Regions from separate parts of the Homo sapiens genome. Here region 1 is linked to region 2. The links are chromatin contacts, found by Hi-C or POLR2A ChIA-PET in ENCODE. All regions are on one chromosome and are shown on one strand. Each heading gives the region's core, a stretch centred on a gene start or an enhancer-like site at or near the end of the contact. The rest is flanking DNA. Distances are from core to core; before and after follow the strand shown. Region 1 overlaps STAT3 (signal transducer and activator of transcription 3). Region 2 overlaps STAT5B (signal transducer and activator of transcription 5B).

Evidence for each region. Hi-C counts contacts between places; a loop is a spot of excess contacts on that map. ChIA-PET counts read pairs that join two places held with the same protein, here RNA polymerase II (POLR2A). Pooled maps may share reads with other maps.
Region 1: a loop to region 2 is called in a map of naive thymus-derived CD4-positive, alpha-beta T cell, with 7 times the contacts of the local background. The contact joins two enhancer-like sites. A Hi-C loop is called at or near these places in 1 of 168 maps with a recorded cell type or tissue (naive thymus-derived CD4-positive, alpha-beta T cell) and 8 of 50 pooled maps. POLR2A ChIA-PET finds 5 or more read pairs at or near these places in 8 of 52 experiments (B cell, GM12878, H1 and 4 more).

What each region holds. Positions count from the first base shown.
Region 1 is chr17:42,332,161-42,339,111 of GRCh38, reverse strand. STAT3 (signal transducer and activator of transcription 3) reads left to right here. Exons shown (of 24, transcript NM_139276.3): 6 at 300-381; 7 at 1,255-1,349; 8 at 1,526-1,677; 9 at 5,063-5,221; 10 at 5,347-5,439. Among named protein-coding and RNA genes, the nearest start is that of STAT5A, 47 kb to the right of the region's middle. RefSeq lists a silencer at 1,259-1,308 and enhancers at 1,439-1,748, 5,499-5,548, 5,569-5,628. Within about 2 kb of position 1,456, at least 6 of the 41 ENCODE cell types and tissues checked have a DNase peak (open chromatin) inside an H3K27ac peak, as active enhancers do; they include GM12878, where a contact is called at or near this core.
Region 2 is chr17:42,244,001-42,250,917 of GRCh38, reverse strand. The region is part of intron 1 of STAT5B (signal transducer and activator of transcription 5B); the gene reads left to right. Among named protein-coding and RNA genes, the nearest start is that of STAT5B, 29 kb to the left of the region's middle. Within about 2 kb of position 2,142, at least 31 of the 41 ENCODE cell types and tissues checked have a DNase peak (open chromatin) inside an H3K27ac peak, as active enhancers do; they include GM12878, where a contact is called at or near this core.

The sequences.
Region 1 (6,951 bases), core at 207-2,706, 89 kb before region 2:
GCTAATTAAAAAAAAAAAATTTGTAGAGATGGGGGTCTCCCTGTGTTGTCCAGGCTGATCATGAACTCCTGGGCTCAAGTGATCCTCCCAACTCAGCCTCTCAAAGTGCTGGCATTACAGGCGTGAGCCACTGCACCTGGCCAACAGGGAGCCTTCTCTTGGGGATACTGCCTGCAGGTCCTGCATGTATCTTTTTTGAGGTTTTGGCTTCATTTGAATTCTCCTCAGAAACTTTATATTTTCTGTTCCCAAGGAAATCTTTCTTTACTTCTGTTTTTTTGTTTGCTTATTTTAAACAGGATCTAGAACAGAAAATGAAAGTGGTAGAGAATCTCCAGGATGACTTTGATTTCAACTATAAAACCCTCAAGAGTCAAGGAGGCAAGTGAATATTAGAGATGTTAAAATCTCTAGAAAGTGAGTTTGTGTTGTTGAGTTGAAAGACTCATTTGTCTTAACTCTGTTTAGATCTTAAGGCGGGCGGGGCGCAAGGGAGGTACGGGTCCTCAAAGGAGCCTGGTCATTAAGGACAGGAGTATTCCCTCAGGTCCAGGAGTATTCCCTCAGGTCCAGGAGTATTCCCTCAGGTCAAGGAGTATTCCCTCAGGTCAAGGAGTATTCCCTCAGGTCCAGGAGTATTCCCTCAGGTCCAGGAGTATTCCCTCAGGTCCAGGAGTATTCCCTCAGGTCCAGGAGTATTCCCTCAGGTCCAGGAGTATTCCCTCAGGTCAAGGAGTATTCCCTCAGGTCCAGGAGTATTCCCTCAGGTCCAGGAGTATTCCCTCAGGTCCAGGAGTATTCCCTCAGGTCCAGGAGTATTCCCTCAGGTCCAGGAGTATTCCCTCAGGTCAAGGAGTATTCCCTCAGGTCCAGGAGTATTCCCTCAGGTCCAGGAGTATTCCCTCAGGTCCAGGAGTATTCCCTCAGGTCAAGGAGTATTCCCTCAGGTCCAGGAGTATTCCCTCAGGTCCAGGAGTATTCCCTCAGGTCCAGGAGTATTCCCTCAGGTCCAGGAGTATTCCCTCAGGTCCAGGAGTATTCCCTCAGGTCCAGGAGTATTCCCTCAGGTCCAGGAGTATTCCCTCAGGTCCAGGAGTATTCCCTCAGGTCAAGGAGTATTCCCTCAGGTCCAGGAGTATTCCCTCAGGTCCAGGAGTATTCCCTCAGGTCCAGGAGTATTCCCTCAGGTCAAGGAGTATTCCCTCAGGTCAAGGAGTATTCCCTCAGGTCAAGGAGTTTTTTCTTCCTTCGCAGACATGCAAGATCTGAATGGAAACAACCAGTCAGTGACCAGGCAGAAGATGCAGCAGCTGGAACAGATGCTCACTGCGCTGGACCAGATGCGGAGAGTAAGGGCATAGGTCGGACCACTTCCCCCATGTGTCTCGCTCACTTGCGGGATTTCAGCGTCTTGTGGCAGAACTTGCTTGGTTTCTAAGAAGTTCCTGCTCTGGAGTTGACTAAAGAATGTGGTTAGAGACAGTCTGAGGAAATGTTTTCTGACTTTGTTTTGGTTTCCAACCAGAGCATCGTGAGTGAGCTGGCGGGGCTTTTGTCAGCGATGGAGTACGTGCAGAAAACTCTCACGGACGAGGAGCTGGCTGACTGGAAGAGGCGGCAACAGATTGCCTGCATTGGAGGCCCGCCCAACATCTGCCTAGATCGGCTAGAAAACTGGTAAAGGATGAAAGAAGCTTTTCCTTTCTTTCTCGAAAGCTAGATTGAATTCTGATCTTAACTGCAGGCCCACAGAATTGGTACTATATCTCCAACGTGGGGACTTTTCCATATTCAAATTTAGCCCAAGAATTAAAGTTTTTACTTTATTTCGGCCAGGCGCTGTGGCTCACACCTGTAATCCCAGCACTTTGGGAGACCAAGATGGGCGGATCACTTGAGGTCAGGAGTTTGAGACCAGCCTGGCCAACATGGTGAAAACACATCTCTACTAAAAACATAAAAAAATTAGCCGGGCGTGGTGGTGCGCACCTGTAGTCCCAGCTACTCTGGGCGGCTGAGGCAGGAGAATCACTTGAACCTGGGATATGGAAGTTGCAGTGAGCGGAGATCTTACTACCGCACACCAACCAGCCTGGGAGACAGAGTGAGACTCCATCTCAAAAAAATAAAAATAAAATAAAGTTTTTACTTTATTTGGAGAAACTTTGTTTTAAAAAATGTATTTATATTATTATATTTTAAGTATATTTTACTTAATAATTCAATTAAGGCTTTTGGTTTAACTGTATTTAACAGATAGACAAACCTTTTAATTTTAGTTATTTTAGTAATCTAAAATGACACATGCCCTTTTTAAGGGAAAAAATTCAAATACAGAAAATTAATCAAGAGAAGAAAAAATTTTTAAATGAAATCATCAGCAGTACTAGTAGTTAAAATTTAGTTGATGCTCAATCTAGACATCTGTCATTATGTATATACACATTATGTATATACACATAAAGATAGAAATTTATACAGTTTATATTAGGATCATTTTTTTTTCTTTTTTTGGAGTCAGGGTCTCACTGTGTTACCCAGTCTAGAGTACAGTTATGCAGTCATGGCTCACTGGAGCCTTGACCTCCTGGGCTCAGGCAGTCTTCCCACCTTAGCCTTCTCAGTAGCTGGGACTACAGGCATGCACCACCACACCTGGCTAATTTTTAAATTTTTTATAGAGACAGGGTCTTACTTTGTTGCCTGGGCTGGTCTCAAATTCCTGGGCTCAAGGGATCATCCCACTTCGGCCTCTCAAAAGCTCTGGAATTATAGATGTGAGCTGCCGTGCCCAGCCCAGGATCTTCCTTTATATGCTTTTCTGTAATTTGCACTTTTACCTTCATCCAGCATATCTTACTGCAACCCTTCCTGTGCAAGGCCCTATAGTGAGCATGTTGCACCAGCTTGCCTTAGGAGAAACTTGAGATACAGAGCCTGCACTGGAAATTTAGCGCAACTCTACATGAGAATGCCTGTCTATTCATATCCTCACTAACCCTGAGTGTTGTTAATTTACTGAAAGCAGTTTTAAATGCTTCCTGACCAGGGAACGAAGAAGCTTAAGTTCTGGGAATGGGAGGATAGAAGTGCCAGAAAAGAGCTCAGGAGTTCAGAAATCCCTGCAGCGGTCCCCCTCCCTCTCCTTTCACTTTCTGTCTTTCTGGTCTTTTGGTCTTTGTTACACTAGTGATAAACCATCAAAGAATGATGGAATGATGCTAACTTCTCTCTTTTTTTAATTTTTTTGAGACAGAGTCTCACTCTGTCACCCAGGTTAGAGTGCAGTGGCATGATCTTGGCTTACTGCAACCTCCTCCTCCCAGGTTCAAGCGATTCTTAGTCACAACCTTCCAAGTAGCTGGGATTACAGGCCCATGCCACCATGCCTGGCTATTTTTTTGTATTTTAGTAGATCGACCTGCCTCGGCCTCTCAAATTTTTGGGATTACAGGTGTCAGCCACTGCACCTGGCCTAATATCTCTATTCTTGGAGATAGATTTAATGAGCTTTTTCTCCCTCTCTATTCACTTATTCCTTGTGCATGTTATCAATATTTTGAAACATAATGTCATGTCCTTTGATCAGTTGAAGGCTGACATTGAAAAGGCTTATGGGGATTGGGTGTTGTGGCTCACGCCTGTAAATCCCAATGCTTTGGGAGGCAGAGTCGGGAGGATCACTTGAACCCAGGAGTTTGAGACCAGCCTGGGCAACAAAGTGAGATCCCATCCCTACAAAAATTTAAAAAACTAGACATGTGCCATTACACTTCAGCCTGGGTGACAGAGTGAGACTCCATCTCAAAAAACTAAACTAAACTAAACAGGCATGGTGGCACACACCTATAGTTCTAGCTACTCAGGAAGCTGAGGTAGGAGGATCACTCATGTCCAGGAGTTGGAGGAGGCAGTGAGCTATGATCATGCCATTGCACTGCACTAGGCCACAGAGTGGGACCCTGTCTCAAAAAAAAAAAAAGAAAGAAAGAAAAGAAAGGGCTCATGTAGTTCAAGCCCTTCTCTTCATGCAAGGGGATGCTAAGGCCCATGATGGTGAAGGGCCTGGCAAAGCTTGCACAGATAGTGTGTGACAGAGCTGGCTCAAACCCATCTTTGGGAGCTGTCTAATCTCTTTTTCTGAGTCTTTATGTTCATAGACAAGTTAGGATGAGTAAAGTAAGTGCTAAATTCCATATTTCGTGTTCTGCATATCTGGGCTCAGATGCTTGTCATTTTCCAGTGATAACTCCATCAATGCCTCCTAGTGGTATAAATTTTAATACTTCTTGTGTGCCCAGCCCCCTCTTAGAAATTTGAGATTTTAGGAAGGGACTAGTAATAAAAGGTAAAATAAATTATTTTCTGGCCAGGCATGGTGGCTCACACCTGTAATGCCAGTACTTCGGGAGGTCGAGGCAGATGGATCACCTGAGGTCAGGAGTTCAAGACCAGCCTGGCCAACAAGGCAAAATCCCATCTCTACTAAAAATGCAAAAATTATCCGGGAGTGGTGGTGGGTGCCTGTAATCCCAGCTACTTGGGAGGCTGAGGCAGGAGAATCACTTGAACTTGGGAGGCGGAGGTTGCAGTGAGCTGAGACTGTGCCACTGCACTCCAGCCTGGGCAACAGAGTAAGACTCTATCTCAAAAAAAAAAAAAAAAAAAAAAAGGCCAGGCGCAGTGGCTTACACCTGTAATCTCTCAGGAGGCTCAGGCAGGAGAATCACTTGAACCCGGGAAATGGAGGTTGCAGTGAGCCGAGATTGCACCACTGCACTCCAGCTCAAAAAATAAATAAATAAATAAATTATTTTCTTTTTTTATTTATTTTTTCAGCATCCACCCAACATGGTGAAAAATTCCTCTTTTCTTAATGTCACTGAACTGTAAACTTAAGATGAAAAATTGTAAATTTCATGCTATATATATTTCACCACAATAAAAAAATTCCTTGTTCTTATTGTAGTGGTCTCCATGTCTTCAGTATTTCCTTCCCCTTCTCCATCTCACCTGTATACATTCACTTTGGTAATTAGCATCTTTCTTAATTTATTGGCAGGATAACGTCATTAGCAGAATCTCAACTTCAGACCCGTCAACAAATTAAGAAACTGGAGGAGTTGCAGCAAAAAGTTTCCTACAAAGGGGACCCCATTGTACAGCACCGGCCGATGCTGGAGGAGAGAATCGTGGAGCTGTTTAGAAACTTAATGAAAAGGTAATTTAGCATCCTTGTCCCTTTCCCTCATCTAAAAAATACCTAAAGACTCACGTGGTAGAGTGAGAGGCGGGCTGACTTCTGGTCATGGCCGTGGCGCGTGAGCCCATCTTCTCTTTCCTCAGTGCCTTTGTGGTGGAGCGGCAGCCCTGCATGCCCATGCATCCTGACCGGCCCCTCGTCATCAAGACCGGCGTCCAGTTCACTACTAAAGTCAGGTAGGCCATGCCACTTCCATTTCCAGTAGAGATTTTACTGAGGGACACTGTTAGGGTGAGGGTAGAGTTGGTGGCCAGGGTCATTCTTTCCAGGTGTGGTGTCACAGGCAGTACACTGTTGCGGGGTTGAAATTTGTTGCCATACTATCTGCTTGCTCTCTGATTCTGATGTCAAAAGCAAAAGAGCAGTCATCTTTTTGAAGGTACCTGGGCATATTCCTATGATTGTAGACCTGGAGTCTCAGGCCACAGCTTCTCCTTCTGCCCAAGGGACAAAATAATGTCATCTATTTTCTGTTCTTTGAGGCTACTCTTCCCTGTGGATTTTAAGGGAAAGAGTAAGGCTTAGTGATGGGGAAGCTGAGAGGCCCCAGGGCAGGTGGGTGGTGGGCCTGTAGGGTGAGGTGTTACTTTCACACTCAAGTCAGAACAGGTGTGCTGGGGTTTTGACCTTCTGCAGCAAAATTTCCCTCCTCAGAAACTTAGTATGGTGTTCGGTTTCAGGATTAATAGAACAAAATGCCAGCTGCACAGCATGTGTTCCTGTAATATTTTTCATTATATGGCTTTGATTATCCTTTTGTGAATCTCTCACAACTTTAAGTTGTTAGTTCTTAGATGTTTTCTCAGTACCTTTGGCTTGAAGGAGTGATACTCATCTTTTGTTTTTGTTTGAGACAGGGTCTCACTCTCACCCAGGCTGGTGTGCAGTGGCATGATCTCAGCTCACTGCAACCTCCATCTCCCAGGTTCAAGTGATTCTTGTGCCTCAGCCTCCTGAGTAACTGGGAATAGAGGTGCGTGCCACCACACCCGGCTAATTTTTTTTTTTTTGAGACAGAGTCTCGCTCTTTCGGCCAGGCCAGAGTGCGTGTTGCAATCTCAACTCACTGCAACCTCCACCTCCCAGGTTCAAGCGATTCTCCTGCCTTAGCCTCCCTGAGTAGCTGGACCGGCACACTCCACCATGCCCGGCTAATTTTTGTATTTTTAGTAGAGACAGGGTTTCTCCATGTTGGCCAGGCTGGTCTCAAAACTCCTGACCTCAGTAATCCACCCACCCCGGCCTCCAAAAGTGCTGGGATTACAGATGTGAGCCACCACGCTCGGCCTTTTTTTTTTTTTTTTTTTTTTTGAGATGGAGTCTTTCTCTATCACCCAGGCTAGAGTGCTGAGGTGTGATCTCGGATCACTGCAGCCTCTGCCTCCTGGGTTCAAGTGATTCTCCTGCCTCAGCCTCCCAAGTAGCTGGGATTACAGGTACCTGCCACCATGCCCGGCTGATTTTTGTATTTTTAGTAGAGACGGGGTTTCACCATCTTGGCCAGGCTGGTCTCGAACTCCTGACCTTGTGATCCACCTGCCTTGGCCTCCCAAAGTGCTGGGATTACAGGTGTGAGTCACCGCACCCAGCCCTATTTTAATTTTTTTAAAGAGAGAGATAGGGGCCAGGCACGGTGGCTCTCGCCTGTAATCCCAGCACTTTGGGAGGCCAAGGTGGGTGGATCACCT
Region 2 (6,917 bases), core at 893-3,392:
GAGTTTCCCTCTATCACCCAGGCTGGAGTGCAGTGGCATGATCTCCACTCACTGCATCCTCCGCCTCCTAGGTTCAAGTGATTCTCCTGCCTCAGCCTCCCGAGTAGCTGGGACTACAGGTGCCTGCCACCACGCCTGGCTAATTTTTTGTATTTTTAGTAGAGATGGGGTTTCACCATGCTAGCCAGGATGGTCTCGATCTCCTGACCTCATGATCCGCCCGCCTTGGCCTCCTAAAGTGCTGGGATTACAGGCATGAGCCACCGCGCCCGGCCTCGTGATGATTTTCAATAAGTAAACCACTGTGGTTCACAGCCTGAGCTCCGAAGGTGGACAAAACTCCTTGAATATTTATTACTACTACTGTTATTATAATTCTATTACTACTGCTGCTAGTACTTTATTTTTCTCATTTCCCATGCTTATTCCTTTGCTATTATTTAAGGTTTGGTGATGAAGTATAGGAAGGGCTTGGAAATGAAGTCATTTATTTTGTTTCCAACACAAAACAGTTTCTAGTGTGGGTGTGTGGGTGGCTTAATTTAACATAACAAACTAATACGTTTTTCCTTGAACTCCATACTATCTTCATTTCAAACTAGGTATTCTCAGAGTGGGGTTAAAATACTCTCCATCATCAAAGCCCAGACATTTTAGAACAAGAGCTTGTCTCACAAAAAGCCTGGTGTCTCTGTTGCCACCACAACCTGAAACTAACGAGTTAGAAACCACATAGAGCCAACGACATGGGGTAGGAGCTCGTAACATTTTCTCGCAAGTTTTGTGTAGATAGTTAAGCCGGGAACCGATCTGGTTGAGAAAAATGTTTAAAATCATCATTTTCCCTTCCTTCTCCTTCACTTTTATACTCAAAAGGGTCTAATTTTGCTCCTCTGGGAAGATTGAATGCGTAGGCTTTCATGTAGTTTAACACTCTCTTAATTTAAAGAAGTCTGGGTTTGGTGCAGTGGCTCACGCCTGTCATCCCAGCACTTTGGAGGGCCGAGGTGGGTGGAGCGCTTGAGTTCAAGAGTTCGAGACCAGCCTGGGCAACATAATGAAGCCCCGTTTCTACTAAAAATACAAAAAATGAGCCAGGCATAGTGGCACACACCTGTGGTCCCAGCTACTCAGGAGACTGAGACAAGAGGATTGCTAGAGCCTGGGAGGCAGAGGTTGCAGGGAGCTGAGATCACGCCACTGCACTCCAGCATGGGTGACAGGGTGAGACCCTGTCTCAAAAAAAAAAATTATATTTTCTATCCTCTTCCCCTTTTTGTTATGTGTTTTACAGTCTTTTCTCCATGTCTAATCTAAGAAACTTATATATTCATTGTATATATATCTACTGGTTGTCAGCATTGAACCTTGCCTGTGCCCTAGCATGTTGCAGAATGACTGACTTGACTTTATTTTGAGAATAAGTTCAAAATTTATTCTTTTTTTATCAGTTGACTAGGGACCTTATCTGTTGTTGCATTTATTATCTCTAAAATACCATCTTCTTTTTCTTTTTATTTTTTTTGAGATAGAGTCTCACTCTGTTGCCCAGGCTGGAGTGCAGTGGTGCAATCTTGGCTCTCTGCTACCTCCACCTCCCAGGTTCAAGCAATTCTCCTGCCTCAGCCTCCCGAGTAGCTGGGATTACAGTCACGCGCCACCACACCCAGCTAATTTTGTATATTTTTGGTAGAGACGGGGTTTCACCATGCTAGCCAGACTGGTCTCAAACTCCTGACCTCAAGTGATCCACTGGCCTTGGCCTCCCAAAGTGCTGGGATTACAGGCCTGAGCCACCTCACCCAGCCTACCATCTTATTTTTAGATGGAGACTTCTGGACATTGGTATAAAATCTGGATGGTTCCAGTCCTGACCTTTTCTTCATGTTTAATCTCACCTTCCTAACACTTCCACCACGTTGAAAAAGCGTAGCTCCATATGATCTTACTGCCCTTCGTTCAGTCAAGCGAGACACTGACATTGTGTAGATTCTGGGTCTCACATTTGCTTTGTTTTTATCTGGAGCTTTACTGGAAACTAAATGCTATTGCGTACTAGCTGCAGAAGCAGGAGGGGAAGTTGGCAAGAATTCGCTGCTTTCTGTTTGGTCTGTCTGAGGCAGCTGACCTTTTGGAAGGAAATCGCTGCTCTTCGCTTCTTCCGGTAACAGTGCCGCCTGTGAAAGAACACATACACAGAAGGGCTCTGCCGTTATCCTGGCTGATGCCTTGCAGCATAAGCTGTTAGTTAAGAGGTGGGAGCCTTTCAGTGCATCTGTTGTGTGCTGTAGGAGCATGCACTCAAGTTCCTACACCATGCTAAGTTGTGTGTAGATCTACTATTAGAGGTATAGTGAGAGACGGTCTGTTACCAGAAAAAGTAGGTTGCTTTAGCAAAAGTAATTGCATTTTATTTACTCCCACTATGAGTGCTGTAGTAAATGTGGACAATTATTTTGTGCACAATTTTAGTTCATCTTAATGTTAAATGTCCTGGTAATTGCTTTTTATACCTGGATAACCGTTGTTGTTTTTTTTTTTTCCCCAGCAGGACAAACATTTTGATTTGCTAAGACATGAGCTCTTATTAAATGTCATTTCTTCTCAGAATTAGAATAAGATTTTTTTTTTTTTTTTTTTTTTTGGACAAGATCTTACAATGTCACCCAGGCTGGAGTGCAGCGACACAATCACGGCTCACAGCAGCCTCAAACTCCTGGGCTTAAGCAGTTCTTCTGCCTGTCTCCTGAGTAGCTAGAACTACAGGCATGCGCCACCACACTGGGCTAATTTGTAAATTTTTTGTAGAGATGGAGTCTCACTATGTCGCCTAGGCTTGTTTCAAACTCCTGGCCTAATCAGTCTTCCCATCTCGGCCTCCCAGAGTGCTGGGTTTACAGGCATGAGCCACTGTGCCTGGCCCAGAATTATCTTCTTCTTTTTCTCATACATTTTTTTTTTTTTTAGAGAATGAGTCTGGCTCTGTCATCCATCTGGCATGCAGTGGCGCAATCATAGTTCACTGCAGCTACTAACTCCTAGGCTCAAGTGATTCTCCCACCTCATCCTCCCAAGTAACTAAGACTACAGGTGTGCGCCACCACACGCTACTACTTTTTGTTTTGCTTTCTTTGTAAAGACAGAGCCTTGATATGTTGCCCAAGCTGGTCTTGAACTCCTGAGCTCAGGTGATCCTCCTGCCTCAGCCTCCCAAAGTGCTGAGATTACAGGTGTGAGCCACTACACCTGGCCAAGATTTAGCTTCTTAACAAACCTGCTACTCGTTGGATCCACTTTTTCTGCAGGACTTGTTTTACTTAAACACAGGTAGTAGGACACCCCACAACTTGGGATTATTTTTGGAAAGCTGTAGTTGGGTTTCATATCACCCAGTAAGCAAACAAGGGAACTAACCAGCTGATGAAGCGTTTCTCTCTTAAAAGAGGAGATTTCAGTTTTGTATTGTTTTAACTAAAACATATTCAGTTCAGTTTTTATTTTGTTATTTGAAATGACATATTCAAGTTATGTCTAAGTAAAAATGAAACATTTTAATTCATGGCAAATTAAGAGAACACAGCTACCTGGAAAACGGGGCAAACTGCCATATCCTTCTGTATTTAGTTTTGGTTCGGTGGATAGGTGTGCTTTTCTAAGGTATTATTGGTCTCTTCCCTAGATTTGCTGTTGATGGCAGAGATGGTTGGGTGAAGGTTTGTGTTGATGTACATAAAAGACATAGAGATTAGTACAGAGAGAAACATCTCAGGGCCCCCTTAGCAAGATTGCCCTGCAGTGCTTCTGTTCTTGGAAACTGGTCTGATCTGTTCCACTTTCCTGGGGTAATGAAGAATCCAGGGGGAATACAAACCCTGCGTTGGTTTTAGGTATAGGTTCTTGGCACAAAATAAATTGATATCAACAAAACAGGAAGATTTCTCCCCGGTTCTGTTGGCCTTTGAGTAGGAGCGAAGTTAGGAACCAACAGCTGAGGTTTCCTGTGATCTGCTCTTGTAATGATAGCTTTCTAGACACCTTGAATTGTTACTCTTGAACTGTCAACGGCCTTCACGTAAGCCAGTTGTGTTCAGGTATGTGATTAGAGGTAAGGGATGTGTTTGTTTGTGTTTAGAAATGGGGTCTCACTTTGTGGCTCAGGCTTGAGCATAGCGGCGTGATCATAGCTCACTGCAGCCTTGACCTCCTGGGAGCGCTCCTGTCTCAGCCTCCTGAGTAGCTTGGACTGCAGAAGTGAGTCACCATGCCCAGCTAGAAAGTTTTTTATTTTAAAGAAATTCTGGTACCGTTGTGAGTGACTTTCTGTGTATTTCGTTCTATTTACAGTTGGTACAAGTTTGCTTAGTCACATCAAAGATGAAAGAGGGCCACTAATATATATAAATATATGTCAGAATTACAAATTAATCTGCTATTAACAGTCTTAAATCACTATTTGAAAACACATTTAAGGCACTATATATTTGAAAGTGAAAGAATTGCATTTTAAAAAAAATTTTTTTATAATTCTGAATTTTTACTTTATAATTCTGAATGTTCTACTTAAAATTAAAATTTTTTTATAATTCTGAATTTTTACTTTATAATTCTGAATGTTCTACTTAAATCAAGGCTGCCCAGGTAAGACAGTGTCATAACCTGGATATTATCATGTTAGGAAATATTTCTTCCTGTGTTTTATGTCTCTTTAAACTTGGTTCCTGTGGGATAGTCAGTAGTACCAATTCCCCATTGATTATTAAATTTATATCTTAAGTTTTACATTTTAAACACAATTTAATCAAAAACTTTACAAAAATTGTACCAAAAAGCCCCTTCACCTAAATGTAACAACTGTTTACACTTCTCTTTGACCTTTCTCTATTTGCCCTCTTGCATACGTGTTGCATACACTTTTCATTTAACATTCTTTTATTTCTACTCTAAAAAAATGTGTCTACAGGCCAGGTGTGATGGCTCACATCTGTAATCCCAGCAGTTTGGGAGGCCGAGGTGGGAGGATCACAAGGCCAAGAGTTGGACACCAGGCTGGCCAACATGGTGAAACCCCATCTCTACTAAAAATACAAAAATTAGGGCTGGGCGGGGTGGCTCACGCCTGTAATTCCAGCACTTTGGGAGGCCGAGGTGGGCAGATCACCCGAGGTCAGGAGTTCGAAACCAGCCTGGCCAACATGGTGAAAACCCGTCTCTATTAAAAATACAAAAAATTAGCCGGGCATGGTGGTGGGCACCTGTAATCCCAGCTACTCGGGAGGCTGAGGCAGGAGAATTGCTTGAACCTGGGGGGCGGAGGTTGCAGTGAGCCAAGATCGCGCCATTACACTCCAGCCTGGGCAATAAGAGCAAAACTCCGTCTCAAAAAAATAAAAATAAAAAATTAGCCAGGCATTGGTGGCAGATGCCTATGGTCCCAGCTGCTCAGGAGGCTGAGACAAGAGAATTGCATGAACGCGAGAGGTGGGGGTTGCAGTGAGCCAAGATCATGCCACTGCACTTTAACCCTGTTGAAAGAGCAAGACTCAGCCAGGCGCGGTAGCTCACGCCTGTAATTCCAGCACTTTGGGAGGCCAAGGTGGGCGGATCACAAGGTCATGAGGTCGAGACCATCTTGGCCAACATGGTGAAACCCTGTCTCTACTAAAACTACAAAAATTAGCTGGGCATGGTGGCGCGTGCCTGTAGTCCCAGCTATTCGGGAGGCTGAGGCAGGAGAATCGCTTGAACCTGGGAGGCAGAGGTTGCAGTGAGCCGAGATCGCGCCACTGCACTCCAACCTGGGTGACAGAGTGAGACTCCATCTCAAAAAAAAAAAAAAAAAAAAAATTAGCCAGGCATTGGTGGCAGATGCCTATCTATGGTCCCAGCTGCTCAGGAGGCTGAGACAAGAGAATTGGTTGAACACGAGCGGTGGGGGTTGCAGTGAGCCAAGATTGTGCCACTGCACTTTAACCCGGTTGAAAGAGCAAGACTCTGTCTCAAAAAAATAAATAAATAAAATAAAAATTTAAAAATGCGTCTACATGGTTTTTATATTTCAACATAGCTTTTATATTTCATTTAACTGGTTGCACCATATCCCATTAGATTAATACATTATAGTCTAATCATCCCCCTATTTTGGACATTTTGGTTATTTCTGTTTGTCCCGACGGTATATATCCCTGGGAATTGGCCTGAATCAAGGCACTTGTCAAAGAAAATTTTGCTAGGTAGAAACTAAACACTGTAATTCTCAATGGTAAGAGGGAGGCCATGAACTTTAATAGGGAAAATATTGGTAACATGTGTGGATTTATTAATAAATTGCCTGTTTTGTTTGTTTTTAACTTTCAAACAAGAGGAAAGGGATTATATTTCATTTAAGCAGTATAGAAACAGGGTATTGTAGTAGCTGAGGAGTTTTTTTCCTGAACTAAAAGATTTGAATTGTCCAAGAGACAGATTCTAAGATGAGTTGATCTTGAATTACAGTACAAATATAAACCTTCACTAGAAATTCTGAGGCTGGCTGGGTGTGGTGGCTCACACTTGTCATCCCAGCACTTTGGGAGGCCGAGGTAAGAGGATCACTTGAGCCCAGGAGTTCATGACCAGCCTGGGCAACATAGCAAGACCCCATCTCTAAAAAAAAAAAAAAAAAAATTAGCCGGGCATGGTGGCACACACCTGTGGTCCCAGCTACTCAGGGGGCTAAGGGAGGAGGATCACCTGAACCCAGGAGGTTGAGACTGCAGTGAGCAGTGATTACGCCATAGCACTTCAGCCTGAGTGACAGAGTGAGACCCTGTCTCAAAAAAAAAAAAAGAAAAGAAAAGAAAGAAAAAAATTCTGAAGGTAAGATAGGACTACATGGCAGCTTCAAATCATTTCTTATTTTTCCGTAATGCAGATGGTCA